2 separate regions of the Homo sapiens genome follow, and region 1 is linked to region 2. Evidence: read pairs that join two places in POLR2A ChIA-PET (ENCODE). Cell type or tissue: CD4-positive, alpha-beta T cell. All regions are shown on one strand. Links, peaks and the distances in the headings refer to the core of each region. The heading gives the core; the rest is flanking DNA. Region 1 holds the start of LOC105378005 (a long non-coding RNA gene). Region 2 overlaps AKAP7 (A-kinase anchoring protein 7).

What was found. ChIA-PET counts read pairs that join two places held together with the same protein. Peaks named below come from ENCODE experiments on the same cell type or tissue, not always from the same donor. Only the 100,000 strongest peaks of a DNase experiment are listed, where the experiment ranks them.
Region 1: POLR2A ChIA-PET joins it to region 2 with 5 read pairs; 1 of 35 experiments calls an interaction of 5 or more read pairs at or near these places.

Annotation. Positions count from the first base shown.
Region 1 is chr6:131,442,335-131,445,138 of GRCh38, reverse strand. LOC105378005 (a long non-coding RNA gene) reads left to right here and starts at 1,343. Exons shown (of 5, transcript XR_942996.3): 1 at 1,343-1,431; 2 at 1,680-1,773. In CD4-positive, alpha-beta T cell, for the core only: no CTCF peak of the experiment used is centred there; a DNase peak (open chromatin) is centred at 1,318; H3K4me3 peaks cover 1,569 bases; H3K27ac peaks cover 226 bases.
Region 2 is chr6:131,280,403-131,283,206 of GRCh38, reverse strand. AKAP7 (A-kinase anchoring protein 7) reads right to left here. Exons shown (of 8, transcript NM_016377.4): 8 at 1-1,677. The coding sequence ends at 1,481. Among named protein-coding and RNA genes, the nearest start is that of AKAP7, 150 kb to the right of the region's middle. RefSeq lists enhancers at 858-1,366, 1,367-1,875. In CD4-positive, alpha-beta T cell, for the core only: no CTCF peak of the experiment used is centred there; a DNase peak (open chromatin) is centred at 1,496; H3K4me3 peaks cover 1,156 bases; H3K27ac peaks cover 2,323 bases.

The sequences.
Region 1 (2,804 bases), core at 169-2,668, 160 kb before region 2:
TTTTTTTCCCATATGTTTGTTGGCCTCATAAATGTCTTCTTTTGAGAAGTATCTGTTCATATCCTTCAACCACTTTTTGATGGGATTGTTTGTTTTTTCTTGTAAATTTGTTTAAATTCTTTGTAGATTCTGGATATTAGCCCTTTGTCAGATGAATAGATTGCAAAAGTTTTCTCCCATTCTGTAGGTTGCCTGTTCACTCTGATGGTAGTTTCTTTTGCTGTGCAGAAGCTCTTTCATTTAATTAGATCCCATTTGTCAATTTTGGCTTTTGTTGCCATTGCTTTTGGAGTTTTAGTAATGAAGTCTTTGCCCATGCCTGTGTCCTGAATGGTATTGCTTAGGTTTTCTTCTAGGGTTTTTATGGTTTTAAGTCTTACATTTAAGTCTTTAATCCATCTTGAGTTAATTTTTGTATAAGGTATAAGGAAGGGGTCCAGTTTCAGTTTTCTGCATGTGGCTAGCCAGTTTTGCCAACACCATTTATTAAATAGGGAATCCTTTCCCCATTGCTTGTTTTTGTCAGGTTTGTCAAAGATCAGATGGTTGTAGAGGTGTGGTGTTATTTCTGAGGCCTCTGTTCTGTTCCATGGGTCTATATATCTGTTTTGGTATCAGTACCATGCTATTTTGGTTACTGTAGCCTTGTAGTATAGCATGAAGTCAGGTAGCGTGATGCCTCCAGCTTTGTTCTTTTTGCTTAGGATTGTCTTGGCTATACGGGCTCTTTTTTGGTTCCATGTGAAAGTTAGAGTGGTTTTTGCTAATTCTGTGAAGAAAGTCAATGGTAGCTTGATGGGGAAAGCATTGAATCTATAAATTACTTTAGGCAGTATGGACATTTTCACGATATTGATACTTCCTATCCAGAGGCTCAATTTTTGTAGTGTCGGTTCTGATGGTCCAAGTTTAAGTTATAAGACTTTCCCACATTCAGCTCTTAAGTCACATTATCAGATGTCTGTGCCTGCGACATACATCAACTGATACAAACAAAGGAAGAGCAAACAGAATGATATTCATTAATTCAATAAATATTTAGAGAGCATCTTGAATATTTAAGTGTTCAAGATGCTGGGGAAGGCAGTGGATAAACTTCCTGCCTTCTTGAAGTTTACTCTCAGGTGGAAGGCCCAGAAAATAAGCAAATAGACAAACAAAAATTAACATATGAGGCAGAGATAGGCGCACTGAAATACAGCAGGGGTTGGTAGGGGAGCTGTGAGCTATGTAAGGAGGATGATCAGGGAAGGACTCTGAGGATGCAATCTTACAACAAAGACCTAAAGGAAGTGAGAGAGTGAGCCCTGCACAGATATGGTGAAGTCATTTCCTGGTAGAGAGAACAGCAAGTGACAAGACTGAGGCAGGCAGAGTGGCCGAGCGGGGTAGAGGGGCTGGAGACAGCAGTCATGTGGATGTTTTGGCACAGTAAGGGCTTTGCATCCATTCTAAGTGTGGTGGAGTGGGAATCAGTTTTCTGTCTCTCCAGGAGGAGAGTGGCTTGCAGGTAGTTAGTCCTCCTTGGTCAGTAGCCACCAAAACCTACCTCCCTCCGGTGGAGGCAGAGATTACCCACTCCCAGGTCCCAAGACTATGTGTTTGCCTCCCTTGGACCAGAAGATGAATTTCCTGCAAACCAACACTTGGAGACCTTCAAAGGTCCTGATTTCTTCCAGCAGGGGTCTGAAGGAGCCTGATTGTTGAAGCAAAACTTCCCGTTTACCTACTGATTGGAGGGTTTTTGAGCATCTGGAAGCCAGAACAAAAATGGTGAGTCAGGTTTTGAATCCATTTTCCCAAGGCCTTAAATGCCCTCAATGGATGGATGATGGCATTCAGAAGGGAATAAAGAAGGTCATTGCAGGGGAACACTGAGCAATCCCAGGGTTGGGGCATGCAGGCACCATACACGCTGCCTAGGGAGGCCTCACTGCCTGGGCCCAAGAGGTTCTGCCTTGCTCTTTAACGCTTCTTCTTTCTCTCTGCCTTACGCTCTCCTCTAAGCCCTCACTTTCTGTTGCCCCTGTTTATAACCCTTCTTGAGGGTGTACTACTGCTGTGTTTTTTCTTTCTAAGTTGGTGCTGAGGTGTCTAGAGAGCACCTATAAACTGTAGCCCCAGCCAGGCATGGGGGCTCACACCTTTAATCCCAGCACTTTGGGAGGCAGATGCCTTCTGGGGAAAGCAATAATCTCCATTAATTTAACATGTACCAGATTTCTCTTTAGGTATAGAATTATAGGGGTGTACATTTGAACAGAGAGCAAGGAAAACACTAGGATCATGGGCTAAGCAGCGAGTTCAGGAAGGAAAAACAAAAAATGTTTTGTGCTTGTGTTGTGCCTTAGGAGAGGAGGCCCATGGGCATAACTGGGTGGAGGTTTTAGTGTCTGGGTGAAGTGGGCTTGGCATGCAGGCAGGGAGCGAAGTCATCTCCAGCACTGAGATTTCAGGCCAGAGAGATGTCATCTGAGATGTGTGACTACAGTGTCCTTTTCAAGTGGGTACCCACTTGAGTTGATGTGGGCCTCTGGGTTGTAAACTAAAAACCCCCCAAACCAGTAGTAAGAGGTCACTAGTGGGGTCTGTGCTGCACCTGACAGGGCTTTTGTGGGGGGTGGAAGTTTACATTCTGCAGGGTTCCATATCAGATGGGCAGCAGCCTGGCCTGTGGGACAACAGTTCAGCAGTCCCTGGAGTGTATGTGCCCCCAAACTGGCCTCCAGCTCTAGTGAGAAGGGGGAAAGATTGAAAATGTAATTATAAGTAGCTTAAAGCCTGGCGCAACATAGAGCACTTCA
Region 2 (2,804 bases), core at 209-2,708:
TAAAAATCCCAAACATGTATTCCTTAAGAAATGAAAAAGCAGAACAACATTTTGATCAGTGAAAAATATTATAAGGATATATAAAACATTCTTAACCAGTGATCGCAATAATTACATTTATAAATGTTCATTCAAGTACTATTGTTCAATAAACATTCAAATTCTCATTAAAAGTAACACTAGATGTAGACACACCTGGACAACGCTTCTTTTGATTTAGCAACAATTGTGTCAACAGGAGGCAAGTGACCCTTAAAATACTGTTGTTGGCTCTGTTTTATTCTGTTTGTGAATGATTTGTTCACAGTCTGTATGTTTTTTTCTGCAAGGACCCGAGAAATATCTCACAACAGCTAATTAAGAAATCATTTCTATAAAATAACTCTCAATATTACAGAAACAGATATTCTAAAACACAAGTGTAGCTCAAAAAATAATTGGGCAGAATCAATTTTCTTTGGCAAGAAATTGCTAATTCCTCACCAAATGTTGGTTTGCTGTTGTGCAGACACTATCAGAAACTTCTTTGGTGTTTACCAAAGAGCTACTTAATAAGCTGAAAAGATTTCATAAGCTATGTTGTCACAATCGCAATGTAGAGCTTATGTCAAAGTTGTGCTGAAATCAACGTCATTTGCTGAATTACTGTTGTTAATAAGTCTTCCTTCAAAAAGCTCCCTCCTAATTCTGGCCTGAGTCTCAGGCTTTAATAAAAGTTCCTTTATCTGTTTCACTTTGGACTTCAGACCCATCGTTTCTCGATGCAAAGCTTCATTAATTAAGTCTCGAATTCCAATAGGTTTCTTGCCTAAGAAAAAAAAATTATATAATAACATTTCATTAAATATGGCATACTGACTTATCAAAATAGGATTTTAAAAAAACTTTAAAATGTTGCCCACATTTTATAGAAAAGGTTGCATTTCACCAAAAATATATCATTTACATGAAACATAATTTACTATAAATAAAGATCACACTGCATAGCAACAGCACACTTAGGACAAACATGAAACATTATGGACTAATTGTACAGATGACAATTCCAACAGTGATTATTTTAAACTTAGCACTTGATAGCTGTGTGTGAGAGTTCTGGCCTCAGATAAAGTAGTCAAATGCCCTGCTAAGCAATATAAATGGCAGTATTCCATTGATGGCAAGGCCTCTTTCTCGGCCTTTAATTTGCGTCCAGGAGGCATAACCCAAAGTTCCCTTTCCCTTGTGCGTGGCTGAGGGCGAATGAAACTTGGGCCATTCTTCTTTCATCAATTAATTTCCTCTGCCAGTCCCAGCACTCCATTTTTCTTCTGTTGTGTTTCAGCAATGCGAACACATCGATCATGAAAAGTATTAGGCAATCTTCACAGATTGCACCAGAGAAACTTAACTTAAACAGCACGCTGCAAGTCAGTCCCTAGACTCAGCAGAGGGAAGCAGGGAGGCTTTGCACAGAGACATGGGGGCCTGCGTTCCGGGCTCATTTCCTGTTGTTCTCATTGTCATTGCCATTCTGATCAGCTGCTTCGGTTTTCACAGAGCTCCCCTCCCCCGGCTTGTTTTTATTCTGTGTTTCCTCCAGATACTGCTGGACAGCCTTGAGCACCGCGTTCTCCACCAGCCTCTTACTGAGCCTTACTAGTTCAGCGTCATCGGGCTCCCCTCCGTTCTTTTCACCTACATTCCACAATAGAGAAGAGAGGTCACTGAGATCACATTGCCATAGAAACTTGGCATGCAGGGGCCGGCTAGTTCCATTGGTTAAAAAGAGCAAGTGTAAATTGGATCTATAAATTCAAGAACAGTGGGTTGGCTTTTCATTTGGTATTTGCAGAAGCAGGAGCCTGTCTATTCCTGAAGGCTTCAGATTGAAAAGTAGTTCATTAGTCCCAATCTAGACAAGCTCTACCTACCAATGCCGGATGTTTCCCATTTATATGTGAATTTCTGTTCTTCTCTCATCCAAGGCTAATTACTACTACTAACGTCCATGTCCCCACCACGTGGAGTCTCAGACATGTGAATTCACTAAGTAGGCCTATGTCTGCTTCTCATTCTCGAATATCAAATATCAGGTCATCAAGATTTCCCTAGCATCTCATTACTTAAGATCACTAATTTAAAAATGCTTGGCCTATAGGTTGGTTGTTAATAAATGCTCAGTGCTGCCTTGAAGATAAAGGCAGTTACTACCACTAGGAATTGGTTTAAAGTAAGCTTGTAAGACTAATATTTTTTTTAATCCCAGTGCTATCACTGCAATTTAAGAAATAGGAAATTCTTTAAAGAAAAATTAGGATTATGATGATAAATTACTAGATGTAAATATTTTATGGTCATTTTACTTCCCTGGGAGTGATAATCCAGGTCTAATTATTCCATCTTTCATTTTATTCTAAAAGAGCTGGTTCCCAACTATTCTCATGCTACACATTTCCCAGTCACTCTCTTTCAGACTCCTTTAACTGGGAAAAGGAACTAAGGGGCTCCTTCCCCAGTTAAGGGAGACAAAGAAGAGAGTGACCATTCAGTGCTCAATCTCCTCCCATCGAGCTGGGGACCCAGGAAAGAACAAGGTTGGAAGCAAAGAAGTCACAGGATGCTCGCACATTAAGATCAGCTCAGTTTTGCAAGATTACCCATGGGTTCTAGAAGGCAAAGCCAGTGAGTGTTGCACTTGCATCTCTGGGTCTGAGACAGGCAGATACAAAGGGTGTGAGCTGGAAGATGGACACTGTTTCCTGTACTCACATGTAATAGGGATTGAAGAACAGAAGCAGGTATGCCAAGGGTGAGAACTGGCC